Linked DNA regions of Mus musculus: region 2 is linked to region 1. Evidence: chromatin loops called from intact Hi-C (ENCODE). Cell type or tissue: left cerebral cortex. All regions are shown on one strand. Links, peaks and the distances in the headings refer to the core of each region. The heading gives the core; the rest is flanking DNA. Region 1 holds the start of Gm40287 (a long non-coding RNA gene). Region 2 has its middle 43 kb from the start of Mir6387.

Evidence for each region. Peaks named below come from ENCODE experiments on the same cell type or tissue, not always from the same donor. Only the 100,000 strongest peaks of a DNase experiment are listed, where the experiment ranks them.
Region 2: it touches region 1 in a loop (2.6-fold over the local background); 2 of 42 quality-filtered maps call a loop at or near these places.

The regions. Positions count from the first base shown.
Region 1 is chr12:15,601,534-15,610,345 of GRCm38, forward strand. Gm40287 (a long non-coding RNA gene) reads left to right here and starts at 4,800. Exons shown (of 6, transcript XR_872503.1): 1 at 4,800-4,970. In left cerebral cortex, for the core only: CTCF peaks have their summits at 3,287 (motif pointing left) and 4,723 (motif pointing right); DNase peaks (open chromatin) are centred at 1,973, 4,753 and 6,100.
Region 2 is chr12:15,753,297-15,762,108 of GRCm38, forward strand. No RefSeq gene overlaps it. Among named protein-coding and RNA genes, the nearest start is that of Mir6387, 43 kb to the right of the region's middle. In left cerebral cortex, for the core only: no CTCF peak of the experiment used is centred there; DNase peaks (open chromatin) are centred at 4,255, 5,775, 6,278 and 7,647; H3K27ac peaks cover 1,910 bases.

The DNA of each region.
Region 1 (8,812 bases), core at 477-8,476:
ACTGAGTCACAACATCGGTAGTCCCTAAAAAGAAGAAAAAAGATTTAAAATAAATTAAATAATAGAGTGTTGTGCAGTCCTCATGATAGGGTACTCATTCTATGTACCATGTCATATGTTAAACGTCTAACATTACCTGGGGAATATATTGATTAATTTTACTAAAAAATATTAAGAACCATGCATGCAGTCTTCCATACATGGATGGATACATACAAGTGCACATGTGCACACACATAAACATATGCACACATGTGCATGCACATACACACACTCATGTACTCATGTACATGCATGCACACACATGTACACACATAAATACACAAATGCACACACCTTCACACACAGAGACATATACACACACAAACACACAAGCACTCACACTGCTATGTCAACAAGATGAACAAAAAGATAATTCAAAGTATAGGCACTTGCATTTTTTAGTCGTGTACTCAAGAGCAGAAGTTTTTTTGAAACAGAATGAATTTTCAAAAATTATTCATTAAGAAAGAATAATAAAAGGAAAATGGAAGAAAGGAAGGAAAGAAGGAAGGAAGGAGGGAGGGAGGGAGGGAGGGAGGGAGGGAGGGAGGAAAGGAAGGAAGGAAGGGAGGGAGGGAGGGAGGGAGGGAGGGAGGGAGGGAGGAAGGGAGGGAGAAAACAAGGAAGTTGTGTCTCAATGCTCTTCCCATGGCTCATCTTCAATGGGTAGCTCATTTGCCTGGTAAACAGATATAGCCCTTCCCGGACCCCCTGACACTTTCTCTAGTGGTTTCTTTGCAGATCATTTATACATGTGAGAATACCAGGGAAGAATTACAGAGTGAAAAGTAGGGCACCTGGACAACGGTGTGTGTCCCTCTAGAAATGACACACAATGAGCACTGGAGAAAGGAGCATAGGACATGGTGGCCAGCAACCTCATACCAGCCTCTTATTCTGTGACCTCATCTTTGACCCCCACTGGGTCTCAGGTCTGTGTCTATAATCTTTGGGTAGCACATCATATTCCTGTAGCATTTGGGTCAGTGACTAGTATACACTCACTCTCTGCTTAACTTCTAACTAACTAACTGCTTTACTTCGTCTCTAAGGGACTGAGACTCCAGGCTTCAGCTATAGCTATACACACCCGGGTAAGTACATTTCACCAGGGCAGATGAAGCTGCTGAGATCACATGGGGAGCTCAGAGTTTGTCCCATCTTGCCACCCTCTTAAGATGAATAATTCAGTGAGTATAAGGCAGGTACTGGCCTTTTCAATAGACCTTTCTTCAAACTGAAGTGTAACTTGACTGCACTGTCTAATGGGTAACTCCCTGACATGGCTGAAACAGGAACCTTTACACAACTCTCTGAGAACTCAATGAAATGTTTTCCCTGGTTCTGGGCTGCAGCAGACCTGGCCTAACAGCGGAGGCATTAGCTAAACACTGACTATGGCTTTTTTGTTTTCTCTTCTGTGGAATGTGGCTTAGTTCTCAGGCCAATAGTGGGCTTTCTTCTTATATAACCATTTTTTTTAATTCTTTTCTTAAAACATCATTTAGTTATTAATAGAAAAAAGTTTCTCTTTTTAGTCCCACAGCCTGGACCAACTATCTAAAGGAGTTTCAAGAGTTGTGAAGACAGGATGCAGGATAGAGGGGTCCCAGGAAAAATCTCACACATACACACACACACACACACACACACACACACACACACACACACACACATACCAATGTGGTTTTTTGACAATCAGCTCTCATTCAGGCTTATACTTGAAAAGGAAGCACACTCCTATGCCTATAAACATATCACGTACACACACACACACACACACACACACACACACACACACACACACACACCTGTACAAAGACAAAAGAGAAATTGAAAAAAAGGTTGTAGCATCTGCGGTTTCTTACTTATCTGTTTCTTATTTTTTGCTGAGCTGACATGTCGGTTTCCGTGGCAACATAGAGTGGCCTGGATAACATGTGAAGTTAATTTCAGAGAGGTCTGCAGAGCCAGGCAGAACACTTTCAATGAAAATTCCTTCTTTTCTCCCAGGAACTATAGCCCCTGGTCTCCAGGAAGAATTCGTGCATATGAAAACAGTAGCAAAGATACTCTTTTCAGTTAGAAAAGTAAAAGAAGTCCTACTGTTTTTAGTTTTGAGATGCTAAAATTAGCAATAGGAGAAAAAAATTTCCCATCCTGTGCTGCGATTAACTAGTATGAAAACTATCCTGAAAGGAAGTATCATCTATCCTCTACAGCAAAGAACCAATTGGCTTGAGGGCTCCCATCAAAGTGGAAGACAAGAAAGGGGAAACTAAAGGAGGGAAGTGTATACAGATAAAAGCAAGGGCGTGAGTTAAATAGGATTTAGAGCACATGAAAGCACAGATGTGTTAGATTGTTCTATGATTCTTGCTCAATAGGAACTGTGAATTCACCTATGCCAAGCTGTCAGAAAAACGTGTATCTTTTTAAACACATCACCAGAGCACAGGAGCATCCTTGGAACTGGCAATAGTGACTGCATAAGGAGACAGGCAGATGTCATTAGCTTGCTCTCCCTGTGCTTATGAGAGGAGAGTCTAGATGATGCCAGACGTGACTCTTAATGTTGAGGCAGGTGTTAGGTTACCATGGGAAGCTGGAGTGAAATAGTAAAGAGATTTGAGTGGAGAAATACAGGAAGGTAAAGCCGGATGCATTCTCAATGGCCCAGCTGATGAACGAAGTTGGCAGGTGGGGTCTCAAGTGAAATGGATCAGAAAGATAGGAGAGGACCAGGACATGTTCAGTCGCTGAGGACATGTTTGAAGTCTTGTATGTCAGAACAGGAGCAGATGACCGACAAGCCTAAAGACACCAGGCATGCTTAATAACATGACATAGAAGACACTTGCCTTCCTCCAGTATTAGCATATCAGCTCCATGGATGGTGAGTGACTGCTGTGGCTATGGAGCTCAGAGTAGACTCTTTCCACGCACGTGTTGAGAGGATGATAGCCCTTGGGTTGTTTGCTAGAGACATCATCTAAAGTATCCCTGGCGCGGCCTTAAACTTTCTAAGTAACTGAAAATACTATTGAATTTCTGATCCTCCTGTCTCTACCATCTTCAGAGCTCTGGGACCACAGCACTAGGTAGCTATGCTTGATCTATGTGGTAATGGAGATGGAAACCTGGACTTAAGGTGTACTAAGTAAAAACTCTGCAAACAGAGCTAAGCCTGCAGCCCCAAAAGAGTGCTAGTTCCTACAGAATTCTACAGAAGCCCATGACTAGTGCCCCCTGCTGCCATCTCCATGGATGTCAAAGGGGTTTTAAAGATGTAACTAAGGTCAATTAGTTGTGTGGGCTTTAAAGGTCTAATGTAGTGACAAGAGTCCTCAAATGCTGAGATATGTCCCTAGATAACAGCAGAAGAGAACATCGGGGAATGAGCCATGGATCCTGATCTCTCAGACAAATGGATTCCTAAGAGAGGCCTCCAAACAGCCTCAAAACCTAAAAGCTGTCCCTGAAAAGCATTCCACAGGAAAAGGGTCCTGAGTCCGATGGCAATCTAAATCTTGGCTCATGTGAATGAGCTTGGGGCCGTTTCTACACAGGGTCCTGGTGAGTGCAGGGCTTTGCCTTCCTGTGGAATCCTAAACAGCAACACTAGCCCAGCCTGCCTGGTGTTCTTTTTCACACATGTAACTGTGAGTGTTGCTTGGATACTGCAAATATGGTCCAAATAAGTTGCAATACAGCAAGAAAACTAGCAAGTTTGACAAAATAAGCAAGTTACAAAACGGTACACATACCATGAGCTTCTTTTTATTTATGTATTCATGTATTTAGGGATTTGTAGAAGAAAATGAGTTAAAACACATGCACAAACATAGCGGGCTTTTAGGTTGGTGCATTAAAGTAAGATGAAGAGGATGTCACCACACAGGAGATGTCACCCACACAGGAGATCTGATAATTCCTTTCTTTTATGGCCTAAATAGCATGGTATAGAGTTTTGTTGCTTTTAAAGATTTACTTTTGCATGTGTGTATGTGTGTATGTTGATGTGTGGGCATACGCACCTGCGTGCAGGTGTCCATTAAGGACAGAAGAAGGCATCAGATTCCCTGGACCAAGAATATACAGGTTAGGTTAACTGCAAGAGCAGCAAACACACTTAACAGCAGAGCCATTTCTTTAGGAGTAGATTCAATTATTCTTCAGGAACCATTTGAACCGCACCCAATCATTTGAATGAATCTTTCAGTGTTGCCTGATCACATGAGGTAAGCTTATGACTTTGATATTTGGTGAAAATTAAAGTTCAAAACCCTAGCCTTATTCTTGTGTTTCTAAATGAGATGATTTCGTTTTGGTTGTTTCAAATCTAAAATCTGTGTGATGATCCTTGCAAGTTACAGTCAATGAAAAGACAGTAAATTCCCCCAAATGGTACAATTATTAATGAATCTACAGAATTACCCATGGGGCATGCAGACTAGATTATAGGTCTTATATTTATCAATGTTGAGTTCCTAGAATAATTTCCTATTTGGTTTTTCTTACAGTTTTTCTATGATCAGGTTTTAACATTGCCTGATGCTCTACACAATTCCTGGTACCTATCAAGTATTTATTAATACTTCTAGTTCAATTAATGCATTAAACAATTGATGATGGAATGCAAAGGTTGACAGCTGAGACAATGAAGACTGCAGTCACAGAATGCTACCACGAGATGTCAGTGTAAATAGGAGAGCAAAGCATTTCAGGAATATTCTGCATCATCTTCCAAGGCTCTAGGGAAAACACATCTGCAAGACTCTAAAGCCAGAAAACAAAGCGTTAGAAATGAATTTATCTCCCTGTGCATGAATATATTCAGAGCAACTCCTGGTTTATAAAGGAAAGTATCCATGCTGACCTTGCGACCCTAAGAATAAACCCTTGGAATTTCACTTCGGGACAATTCCGTAAGTATAGTTTTATTTCCCACTTTTGCCATTTGTCTGCCTCTCTAGGGCTGGCTGGGGAGGGAGTATGATTAAGGAGAGACTAATGAGTTCAATCCAGATTCCACCTCTTGTTATTTCTGAATGAGGACAAAGCATTGGACTTTCTGAGTTTCATTTTGTCATACGAAGAAAGAAGAAAACTGATAGGCAGAGATTATCTGTGTCACATGACAAACACTTTGATTTCAGCAGAGAGCATTCTCCAAAGATTAGTTCCTGGTGTGTGCTGAGATCATGAAGGAGGGCTTTTGCTGCAATTCTGAAAGGATTTGGTTAATGAGCCCACAGTAACTCGTCTTGGAAAACTCTTTCTCTACTGAGTCCACAGCTCTGTGAAAAAGTCTATGTGGTCCCCAATGATAACTTCCCTTTTCCAAAGCACACTCTTGTTGAGCACAAAGATTGATCACTGCCAGACTCTAAAAAAAGGTTATGAGTGTGATTGTCTCTCTGACTTCCTGTGGTCTCCATAAAACCTCCAAGCTCAGTATTCTAGGCTCATAAAAATGTCCTCAACCCGTTTCTCATTTGCTTTAATGACATTTTCTAACAGTTGACATTGGCATCTCTTCTCTAGGGAAAGTGTTGTGAGATTTTCTTTCCCCTTCCCCAGAATAGCTGCTGAGAACAACTCATGAACTGGAATGCAGAATGCACAAGTTACAATGTCTATCTTCCCATGAAAGGATGCATACTTGGAGATATGAGAACTCTACCTCCCCCGCTGTAGCACCAGGCAGGGGACCCATGGGTCAGCACACATCCCATCCCAGAGGACCTGGTACTCTCTGGCCTCCAGTGCTGTGCTCTTCTGGGGAAGGAAAACAGAGTAGATGACAGAGGAAGCAACATTCCTTAGCATCTACTGCATGGGCAAGAAGCTTTAAGAGCTGTACATTACAGATGAGAAAATCTTAGTTTAGAAAGAACCATTCTATTTTGTTTAAAATAAGGACTCACTTCACATGGCCAGACCACTTCAAGGAAGAGGAGACAAAAACATACCTGAGTAAAAATAGCTCTGGGAATGGATGCTATCATCATTCTGAAACATAGGATATTGTGAGCATACAAGGCGGCGATGGGAAAGTGCCAAATAGCATCCTGAGACTTCAAGGACAAAAGAACCAGTTCTGATGAGGAACTGCTTAGATACTGGCTGGCAGATGCCAGACCACCTCTTTACCATCATGTATTCTGGGCTTGCTCTGTTTTGTACGTTGAACTCTTATAAGTAAGGCCTCCTACAGACTGGCCAAGCAGGAATTCCAAGCAGAGTTAAGCGTTCCTACATTGATACGAAGATGAGAAAGTTTTAATGTCTTTTATTCCAGAGGCTCTCAATAAAAGGAAAACAAAAATGGATGGACGGACAGATAGACAGACAGACAGACAGACAGACAGACAGACAGGCCAAATTTAAGAGTAGTGAAGGACAGGTTGTTACAGTGGCCTGATAGTAAACGCACCTTCCAAGCAGATCCTTTGCCTAACAGAACTTCCTGCTTAGTTTTACAAAATAACTATTGCTGCTCCCTTTGGTTTCATGTAGCAGAAGTATTTTTCTGATGATTCTCCTGGTTAAAGTGTATTCTCTAGGGTATAGCAGAGACCCCAGGTTAAACCCTTGATGCTCCTCCTACAGTTTCAGCTTCTGGACTCTGAGATATAACTAGGCCAGTTCATCAGAGAGGGCGCTATTGTTATTATGTTGTTTTGTTAATTTGCTGTCATTTTTTAAAGAGTAGGCTTTAATGAAGATGATATTTGCAGTTTCCATCCCAGCGGCCTAGAAATAGTGGAAACTCTCAGTGAGTGATGAATCTCACTTCCTGTCCCCTCTTCAAGTCTGAGCATTCTCTCTCTCTCTCTCTCTCTCTCTCTCTCTCTCTCTCTCTCTCTCTCTCTCTCTCTCTCTCTCTCTCTTTCTCTCTCTCTCTCTCTCCTTCACTCACTCCCTCTCCATCTCTCTCTCATCCCTTCCTCTCCCTCCTCCTTCCTTTTTCCCCTCCTGCTTCCCCATTCCACTTTCTCTCTCTCCCTTTTTTTCCTCTATTTCTCTAGGTTATTCTCCCTCCTTCCTTTCTTACCTCTCTCTCCTCCCTCCCTCCCATTCTCTCTCTCCCTCTCTCCCTCCCCCTCTCTCTCTTTCTCCTTCCCTTCTTTCCTCCCTTTCTCCCTCCCCCTCCCCCCGTGGAAAATAAGGCAGCCATGCACTTGTGCAGCTATGTGAAGAGAACAGCTGATAGCACTAACCCCGATGTTCACTGTCTTTTAGATAACATTACATTTTTCTTCTCCCATGGCAATCACAGCTGTTGATTTTACTGCTGCTGCTTTCTCTGCTAGGATGGACGCTTATTTATCTTGACTGTCCTTGTGCTCTCTTCATCCATCCCCCAGGAAATGACCCTCTAAAACCATGATATGAGGAAATAGATGCCTGTGGAAAAGATCAACCTGTGCGTGGGAAGATGAAGGGCTCAGTACTCTTCAATATGTTTGTTTTGTTTGTTTTCAGAATATTCTGTTAGATACTACTCACCCCCTCCAAAAAAATTATATCGCATCTGGGTGTCTAAATCCTGCACACAGCTGTGCCAATGTCTTCTCCACTCTTTCCATCTGCCTGTTTGTTTTTCTTGGTGTTAGTTTGCAGTCTGCTATTTTGTATAAGCAAAATTATCCTTTCATGTCTTACCCATTTCAACGGCTTCTTCTGGATGTTGTAAATGGTAGCATCTGTGGTGCTTGTCTCCTAATTATGTTTCCAGTCTCTTAATGGGAAAGGTGAGCCAGCAGATAGGACAGCAATACGGAGCCTCTGCACCTCTGACCCTGAGGTGGGACTCCTCCCAAGATCACCAAAGCTTGCTACAGAGCAGAGTATCTTTGAGACTGAGTCGTTAAGATCATATATTAACTTCTGCTCTGTCGAGACGATGAGGAGAGGTTTATACAAAGTTCCCATGGATTTACACTTTGCTATACAAATGAGTCATTACAACTGTAAAAGTCTGATTTTATAAGTAGATGTCTGTCTCCAATCTCCAGGTTCTTCTCATGTTCAAACTGTTGCTTATTTTTAGATTAAATTGGGCAGCATAGACAGAATAGGAGCAACTGGACAGAAGTGAGTGTCAGGAAACCTGGGTTGGATATGCTGTGTGGATGCTAGCGTATAGGGTGGGATGCTATCATGCAGTGATTGAAATAGGTCATTCAAAATCCTTTGGCTTTCACTGGCAAATTTAATTGAGCCAGCGGTTGGACTAGATGGTTTGTGAAGTAAGCAGTACAGACGCCATTGATCATTGTACCAATGATCTACTTCTGCAGGAAAAATAAGGCAAACCGAATATGTCTGCATCCTAAATAGCACATGGTCCAGTCAGGAAAGCCAGAGATGGTACAAATGGCTCTCTAGGAAGCAGGCGCTGGCACAACAGCAGCAGCTATCACTGCTTTGCTTACATGACTCTCTGTTCCAGGGGTTGATACTCATATTTTTGCATAGCGTATTCATGCCTTTTTAGATCCAGTGCTCATAATATTGAGGATCTTTGTTTCTCACAATGCAGACCCTGAATCCCCAGTATTTAGCTTCTACCTCCCAATTCTCTGCACCCCAGTGCCATGGGATCCCTTGTTTCCTAATTAGATATATCAAGGTCCTTGACTTCCTTAATAGGATTGAGGGTTCCCTCAACCTGTCAGGTCAAACAATCCCCTCTTTCTTTAAAATTCTTTTATCACAACAGGAGGACAAGTGCCCAGGACAGCGGCATTCTCTGCACCTT
Region 2 (8,812 bases), core at 292-8,291, 150 kb after region 1:
ATCCAAGTTTGCATAGCATGCCATTCACAAGGCCTCTCCAGCAGAGATGGCAGCATGCTAATAGACAGAATCAGAATCCTGGATTAAGCCCCTCTCCCATGGGGTCATTGACTTTGAGACAAGGGACCATCAAGTTTCTGGGTACTCACAAGGTCTCCCATGGCTCCCTTTTTACGCTACTCTGTGTCTGTAGATTTTCCAGCCTTAAATCAGTGACTTCCTAGAAAATTAAAAAAAAAAATCTTGTTACTTACCTGCTGTTACTCTTTCACCACTATAGCTTCCAACAACATGCCCCACACCCTTTTCATTATTGTTACAGTGGATATTTTATCTGTGATGGCTACTCTTCATTTTCAGTTTGACTGGATTAAGAAATGCCTAGGGTATTTCTGCCTTTAGTGGATTTTCCAAAGCATATGAACTCTCAGGGGCCTAATGAGTGGGCTGATCTCTTGATGGGTTCAGTATTTGTTGGAATTATCGAGTAGTTGTAAAAGGTAGGAGGCGGGACCTAGATAAAGAAGGCACGTCACTTCATAGAGCTATCTTGTTCTGTCCTCTTCCTCTGCTTGTCCTTGTGTTTGGTTCCCATAGGGAGAAGAGCAATATTCACCAAGCTTCTTAGTCACAGTGGGCTGTTATCTCAGAAACTGCAGAGCAGCAGAGACAATTTCTTTTTTTGTGTGTGTTGTTTTCTTGGACAGTTTGGTCATGATGACAATGACAATGAATACAACAACAATATCCTAACATACCATTATGAAATCAATAATAATTAGAACACTAATGTGCAATGTACCATTTAATTTGAGCCTCAAAAGTCTCTGAATAAAAGCATGACTAGAGAAGATCATTTTCTGTATCAGAAAACTGAGGCAGAATAGTTGGCTTTCAAGAACACAAACATGGGATGCAAATAAGCAAGATTAAGCTAGTGCCCACAGCGTGGCTAATTCCTATGCCCCACATAAGGACTTTAGAACTTAAATTCTTTTTTTTTTTTTTTTTTTTTTTTGGTACTGTCGCGCTTACAAACTTTTTCAAAAAAAAAAAAAAGAAAGAAAGAAAGAAAGAAAGAAAGAAAGAAAGAAAGAAAGAGACAAAACCAAACAAACAAAAAAACAAAAAACAAAAACCTGAAACACCCCAATATTTCTATAGCCCTCTTAGACATATAAACAAACTTACATGTGTTTTCTAGAAAGCTATTTGAATGCTGAGCACAACATAGAAATCATAAAGGCTGAGGCATTTTGTAAGGCAAAAATGGAGAGACAATGGGGAGGATATAGAAATGTCAAGTTAACTTTTTGATGTTCAAATGTTTATTAATACCACTTGGGAACTAACTGTTAAATAGGACCATGAAGGAAGAAAAAATATTCCTCTTGTCTTTCCGCCCTTCAAAGTCCCTCTGTCTCACAGCTGTGAAATTTCAAGTAGGGTGGGAGGGAGTTTTGCAGAGACATTTCAAAGATGGAATCTCCTGTAGGAATGAGCCATGAGTCCCTGGGGGACACTACTGGAGTTCTTTCCCGATGGACTCCTCCTGTTTGGCTTCTTAGTATTGTTTCTCAAACCTCCCTCCAGGAAAACAAATTAGAATATAATAATCAAGAGTACTTGATAAAATACATGTTGGGTGAGATCCTGCCAGCATGGAGGATACTTTTTATAACTGGGGAAACCTTACAATCAAGTTTGCAAAGGGTGGGCCTCACCCAGGAGATGATGTCTGAGCTGTACATGCCCCTAGGGGGATTTGAAACCGTCTCTGGATATTCTCTGGTCATAAATCACTCAAACGCAGATTCTTTCATTTCACACTTTCCACATAACCACAAGAGCCCATAACTCATTAGGATGCTGGGGGTTCACTGATATGTTCTTAAAACTAAAAAGATCCAGGAAGTGTGTGATGCCCTCATTTCACCAACACTTGAGAGCAAACATTTCCTCAGTAAGCTTTGTTCCAACCCCCAGCCCTGAACTTTTACTTCACACAATAGGGGCTGCTCACAAAGGAGGGCAGTGGAGGGAGGTTGAGGACTTCAGCTGAAGAAAAAAGGGTTCCTGGGAGGAACTGATCAGTGACCTTTGGAGAAGAGGGCTTCCCTGTAAGAAGAACATCCATCCATCCATCCATCCATTCATCTAGTCACAACAGCTATCTGGGGATTTCCCAGGTGACACCATCTGAGGTCCTTCTGATCTGCATACAGCATAATACACTGATCTGCTTCTGTGTAGTGTGTGTGTGTGTGTGTGTGTGTGTGTGTGTGTGGTATGGTGTGTCTGTCTGTCTGTCTGTCTGTCTGTCTTTCTGTATGTGTTTTCATATGGAAGTTAAAGCAATGTCATTATCTACCAATTGTCTTCTTCCTTCTTATGAGACAGGGTCTCTTACTAGACTGGTGTTCTCTAAGAAGGCTAAACTGAGATCTCGTGAGCCCAGGGTTCCTTCCACCAGTGTCCTTCTTTCCAGTGCTATGATTACAGGTGTGTACTATCATCCCTGGATTTTCTTCTATCTCTTTTTTCTTTTCCAGTGTGGGGTCTAATAATAGATCCCAAGTCTTACACTGTATAGAGTGAGATGTCCAGCAGTCTATCTGCTTCCTCTTGGTCAATACCTTTCTCATAGTTTGCACATTGACTGCCCTTCTATAGTACTCAGTCACTCAGTAGGAAATATCCCTCCATCCTCATGTCCACCCCTTCATCAAACCTCTCCTCCCTTCCCCCATATTGACTGGATTGGATCATTCAGTGTCTTCTGACACTGTTACTCATTCTTTTTCCTCCTTCTGCCCTTACTCTGTCTCCTCTTCCATGCCTCGGCTCCTTCAGGCCATCTTTTAGCTACTATCTCCAACATTTAAAATTTCTCCACTGATATTGTTAGAAGGATGTTGTTCCTCACATGAGCATATTTGAAATACAACTGGAAGCTTCCTAATCTTCAGTCTTTAATGACCTCAGCCAAGCTTATTATCCCTAATCATTTTTCTGTTTCATTCCTTAAATAGTTTTCTGTTTTCTCCTGATTCCTATAAATCTTTTCTTACTCAGTCTCTGGAAAATTGATATATAAAATTCATGTTATTCACAGTAAGGGGATAGTCACTTCCCAACATTCCATCACTTTAGTTTGTCTATAAAGCCCACATGGGCATTTGCAGTCTGGTTGGTATCTCCCTCACCCTTTTCCATGAGTGTTCGTCCATCAATAGATGATGTTGTACTCTCTCACTTGAAAGGCTACAGTCACAGCCATTGCCATGCAAATCCTAGAGTTAGCATCCCTAGGTTCTTCCCCTAGTTACCTCTTATCTTGTAAACCCCCCATTTAGTAGTTAACTCTTGAGAAGTACTTCATATTCAGACTACCTAATTAAAAGAGTTCTTCAGCATCTCTCCATAATTTAATTGTGACTCACATGATGGAATCTCTGGCTCATGGTTCAGGGAGCAGAATCTACCATGCTGGCAAGGCATGAGAGGTGAGTTTTCCTCCTGTCTATGGAAGCAGGGGGTGTGAACCTTTCTCATATCTTGGTGGATAAGAAAGCAGAGATCTTAGACTGAACCCAAGTCCAGGCTATAACCACCTAGCCCCACCCCTACAACCATAACCCTTGTGTCTAAATGGTTCTACAATTTTCATAACATCACCAGTCACAGGGAGACAAAGTGCTGGAATGTATGATCCTATGGGGGACATTACACATCTAAGTCACAATAACATGAAGTAAGATGCAACCACATGGATGGCCTTCTCTTCAAACCTAAACTTGGGGGTTCTCGATTTGGAGACTAGCAGAAATAAATGTGAACATTTTTTGCCCAAGACAATAATAATGTGGTGTCCAGAGCAAAGACTAGCAGTACCATACCTCAGAATTGTTATCTGTAAATTAAAATAATACAACCTCCTCTATAGAATTATGTAATTATTCAACTACCACCCAGCAAGTTAGTAACAGAGGTGGAATTAGAAGCCTGATCTCCCTTACTTCACATTTGTTTTGTGCTGTCTGTCTGAGTGACTGTAAATGTGTTAACATCTATGTGGATAGTCCCATGGTAAGCCCTGTAATCGACTGCCATTCACTCAGTATCAACTTAACTCAGCAAGATGACATGAAGAGTCTGGGACTCTCTTCATCCGTGGCTGTGTACCTGAAGTGAAAATCACCGCATTTCATATCACCAAACATTCTGCTCTAAGCCGTAAGACGATGACCAGATGGTATGAACAGCTGATTCTCCTTCGAAAACGTGGTAAGAAAAGGCAGGAAATAGAAGAATACAAAAATACTTTTCCAAGTTTGAGGGAGGAAACAGAAGTTGTGCAGAAGAGAGTAAAAACTGCACTTTAAGACGATTAGGCTGAAGCTCAAAGATTTTTAGCAAAAGCTATACATGATCATGCCAGGGATACCATAGCCCCCACAAACATCTTTCTGGGACAATGGTTCTCAACCAATCTAATGCCACAACCCCTTAATACAGTTCCTCATGTTGTGGTGACCCCCAACAATATAATTATTTTTGGCTTCTACTTCAGAACTGTAATTTTGTTACTGTTATGAATCGTAATGTAAGTGTCTAATAAAGGGGTTGTGACCCACAGGTTGAGAACCACTGCTCTAGAGGAAGGAAATTTGCACATCTGAGCTAACATCAAAGCTAAGTAAGTCAATAGAAAATAGAGCCTGGAGGAAGAATTTTGCTGCCCTCAGCTAGAGAGTCAATGCCACAGCACCTCCCTGGCTGCTGGTTGTTTCTACTTCTTTCTGACTGTTTGGCATATAAGATTTGTATATGTGTATATACACAGGTGTACAGAGGCCAGGAGACAACTTTGGCTGTCCTCAGGCACCACCCACTTTGTCAATGAGACAGGCTTTCTCAATGGCCTAGATTTTGCCAAGAAGGCTAGGTTGGCCACAGGGATCAACACATGACTCTGTCTCCCAGCAGCAGGATAATAGGAGCATGCCACCATGGTAGGCTTCTTTTATATGGTGCCTTGGAATCTATTTCAGGTCCTCAAACTTGCCTTTCTATCTGAACTCTTTCTCTAGCCTATACTTTTTATTAAATTTTTAAAAAATGATGATGGTCAAGTAATATATATGCTTTGGTTGACATTGAACCAGCATTTGCTGAGACTCTCCTGGTATCAGGGAAAAGAGCCTGAGCAACAAGCACAGGACAAGCCTTTCATTCTCATTATGCTTCAACAAGATTGGACCATCATCCCTTGTATGTAAAAACATGAAGGTTCCGAAAAATTAAATTCTTTGCTGGAAGTGAAGACGTCCCATAGGGTTTGCATTAAGTTAGTGTGATGCTAAAATGCATTCATTAGAGGAGAGGTTCATCCATTGATGATGATTCTGAAAGAGCTTTGCTATCTATTGTCACACTCATTATGATCTCTCTCACACATCTCCTGGCATAGTTTGATCTCTGTGTTTTTGGGTTTTTTGTTTGTTTGTTTGTTTGTTTGTTTGTTTGTTTACGAGATCCATGCTTAGATAACCCAATGTCCAGAGTGTTCCCATGTTGACTCTATGTTGCCAAGAAGTGGGGATGCACGGGTAATCCCTTAGGAAGCACAGCAGGACAGCAATCCATCAGTCAGGCAGTAGGCTTCAGAGCCCGTTTCTTCTGCTGCACCACTGGCAAGGGAACAAGTGTTAATTATTCCACTTCCAGTGTTCTACAGAGACAGCAGTGACTGTGCAGAAAGGCAGGGCATGTGATCAGCTCCAGGCACAGAAGCTTCTCCTCACAGGAAGTCATCACACTGTATCACTATGAGGATGGGAGCCCATGCCAGGCATGGCAGGGTGGCAGCTGCCTAGAAATGCATCCAAGTGCCACAGTGTTATGTCTCTCTGGTTTCTTGCTTCTCTTTTGTCCCATGTCTTGGTCTCTTCTTTGCTTTTTTCTCTGTCTTCTTAGCGTCTTTTATATTCAGCTTTCCTATGCTGTTCATTAGAAACTACTGATTCTCTCCTTCCTCCCTCCTTCCCTCCCTTCCTTCCTTTCTTTCTTCCTTTATTGTTTCTTTCCTTCTTTAATTCTCTCTCCAACCAACTTAAGCATACTGAGTGGCCGTGTGTTTTTCTACAGGGGACCAGCAGAAATAAGCAGAACACTCTTGTACAAGACAATCATTGCAAAGACTTTGTACATGCCTCATTTTGTAGAGAAGCAGAAAGTGGGAGGATGTGTGTCAGTTAGTGGTAGATCCAGAACTAGCACTCTCTCCCTTGACAGTCATTACTAAGTTACTTCACCAAACTCCACTAAATAATGTAATTCTCCTCCATGATGCAAACTGGTCCTGCTGGAAGACTTAACTGAAAACTGCACACACAACACAGCCATCCATTCTACCTCTTCACATATTCTCTTCTTCCCATTTGTTCTCTTCCACTCACACACTTAGTCCAATCATCAGTGCTAATGGCTCAAGGTGACCATTGACCAATGATGGTCTTCTTAATCCACATTCGTGTCCTAAGAAAACAGGGGTCTAATGGTGGAATGAGAACCTGTGAAGTTTTTTAACTCAGAGCCAGCAGAGAAACTCTCATACAGAGTTCACATCATAAAACTATGCATTGGACCCCACTATTGTTAACTCAGATTAAAGAGTGAGAATGCATTGGTCTATAGTGAGTCTCTCTACCTGTATTAACTTCTTTTCTCTTTCTTGAGATTAAGCACCTGAGAGAAACAGTGAAATGGGGAAAGTTTCCTTTTGGTTCATAACTAAAGAGGCTATGTCTACTCATGATGGAACACAGACCTGGGACTCCTCTTGATGGGACTGATTCCTAATGGATTCAGAAGCAAGACCATGGAATGCCAGCACTCACCACTTTATCCCTCTCTTCTACTTATTCAGTCAAAGGTCCACACACATGATGCTGCCCATACATTTAAGGAAGGGAGGGTCTGCCCTCATCAGTTGACTATTTCTGGACATATATCTTCATGGACACACCCAAAGGTATATATTTTAGTGTCCTTGATATTTCTAAATCTAATCAATTGACAGTTAAAATTGGCTTTCATAACAGGCCTGGGTGGAAATTTAGAATGTCAAGGAATGTTTTTTTAGACCCAGAGAGACAAACAATTTGCCGAGTCACAGCCTGTTCCACGAGAAGTCTGAACTAACTACATTGCCTCTCTGTCTAGTCCAGAGCACTGTCCCTGGGAGAGACCCATCCCCTCTAGGAAGGCAGGAAATGATGGATGCTTCCACTCCTTTCTCCCCTCTGTATTTGTTCCTGGCTTTCCTTCCGATGAGCTTACAGGAAAGCTAAATTGTGCTGATTTTTCTGGGGTCCTCCAGATTTAGGTAGGTCTGAGGTCTCTAATATTCTCCTCCATTATCTTGGAGAAAGGCTTTCAAAGGGCTCTGAGACCGTGTACTGACCCTCTTTTTCTTCCTGTCACTTGCAGGGTGCCAGGCTAACCTTGACAGACAACATTTTAGGTTTTCACCACACCCAGAGAGACTCCCACGGGACTTCCAAAAAAGCATGGAAGAGCCAGAAGTGCTGTTCCTTTGGCTGTGGATGTGAAGCCGTTGGCCAGGCCCGGAGGTACTTGTAGGAAGAATGGAAAGACAGAAAGAGAGCAGAGGAAGTTGGAGGTGGCAGGAGGAGGGGGCCCCATTTCCTAGTACTCTAGTCAGGCATTGTGAATATGGCATGTTCTTCTAGCTTTGCCAAAAAAAAAAAAAAAAAAACAAAAAACCGGGTAACATTTGCCTGCAAATTCCAGGGAACTGAAGCGACATAGCATCTCTTGTGTGGGCCAATGAGAGCAGCAGTCTTCTTGGCTCTCTAGGAAGATAAATTTTAGGATTTTTCCCCTCCAGGAAGAAACAGTGAGTCAGGGGCAAAGAGTGTGAAGCACGGCATGAACCTGCCTGGGCTGTGAGATCAGAGGCACAGCACCTACCACCTATGTAAAGCTGGCAGAGACTATAGTTGCGTCAGCTAGCCAAAGTATCCCATGCCTCTGGAGTATGTTACTTCATCTTTATGTATACCACCTCATCTAGATACTGACTGCATGACAACTACTCAGCAAGATATCAAAACCACCTAGCACATAGCATAGAACGGCTCTGTGCACTGTCTGACAATGATGAACATGATGTGGAAGAAAAAGAGGTCTGTGTCAGATGGTCCTCCATATAGTTAGGTAGTTCTGAGCAACACACTCTTCTAGGCTGCTCAACACTGGCAGACAGTCCTTAGCCTGAAAACCTGCTGTGTTTCAGTGTGTGCCTGAAGGGAAGCACCCAGAATGCTCACCAGATGGGTGTTGTATAAATAGCATCCGTTGCCCACTATTGTCTCTGTCCAAATCTCTTCATCAAAGAAAGGTCTTCTGTTTCTCTCAACACAACTGGCTATGGCCTCTGGACACTCTTCACCAGGGCCCTACTTCAGAGATCCAAGAACTCCTCAAGGCAGGGCTCCAGGCTGCCACCACCTCAGCAGTCTATTCAATCAAGAGAGCAGCCCAAGGATCCGGAAACAAGCTGAGCAGATCCAAGTCTGCTGCAGATCCAAGTGTACAGGCGCGTCTCCATCTGGACAAGTGTCTTCTGTCTGGGACACGACCACCCACGCCATTCTTTCTGATCAAACAGTCAGGCTTGCAGTGAATCAGCTCCCGTGGTAGCTGAGCAGGGCCCACTCTCCTTCTGAGGATGGAAGGTCTGTCTCCCAAACAAGCAGGAAGTGTAGGCTGTGCAGTCCTCTCT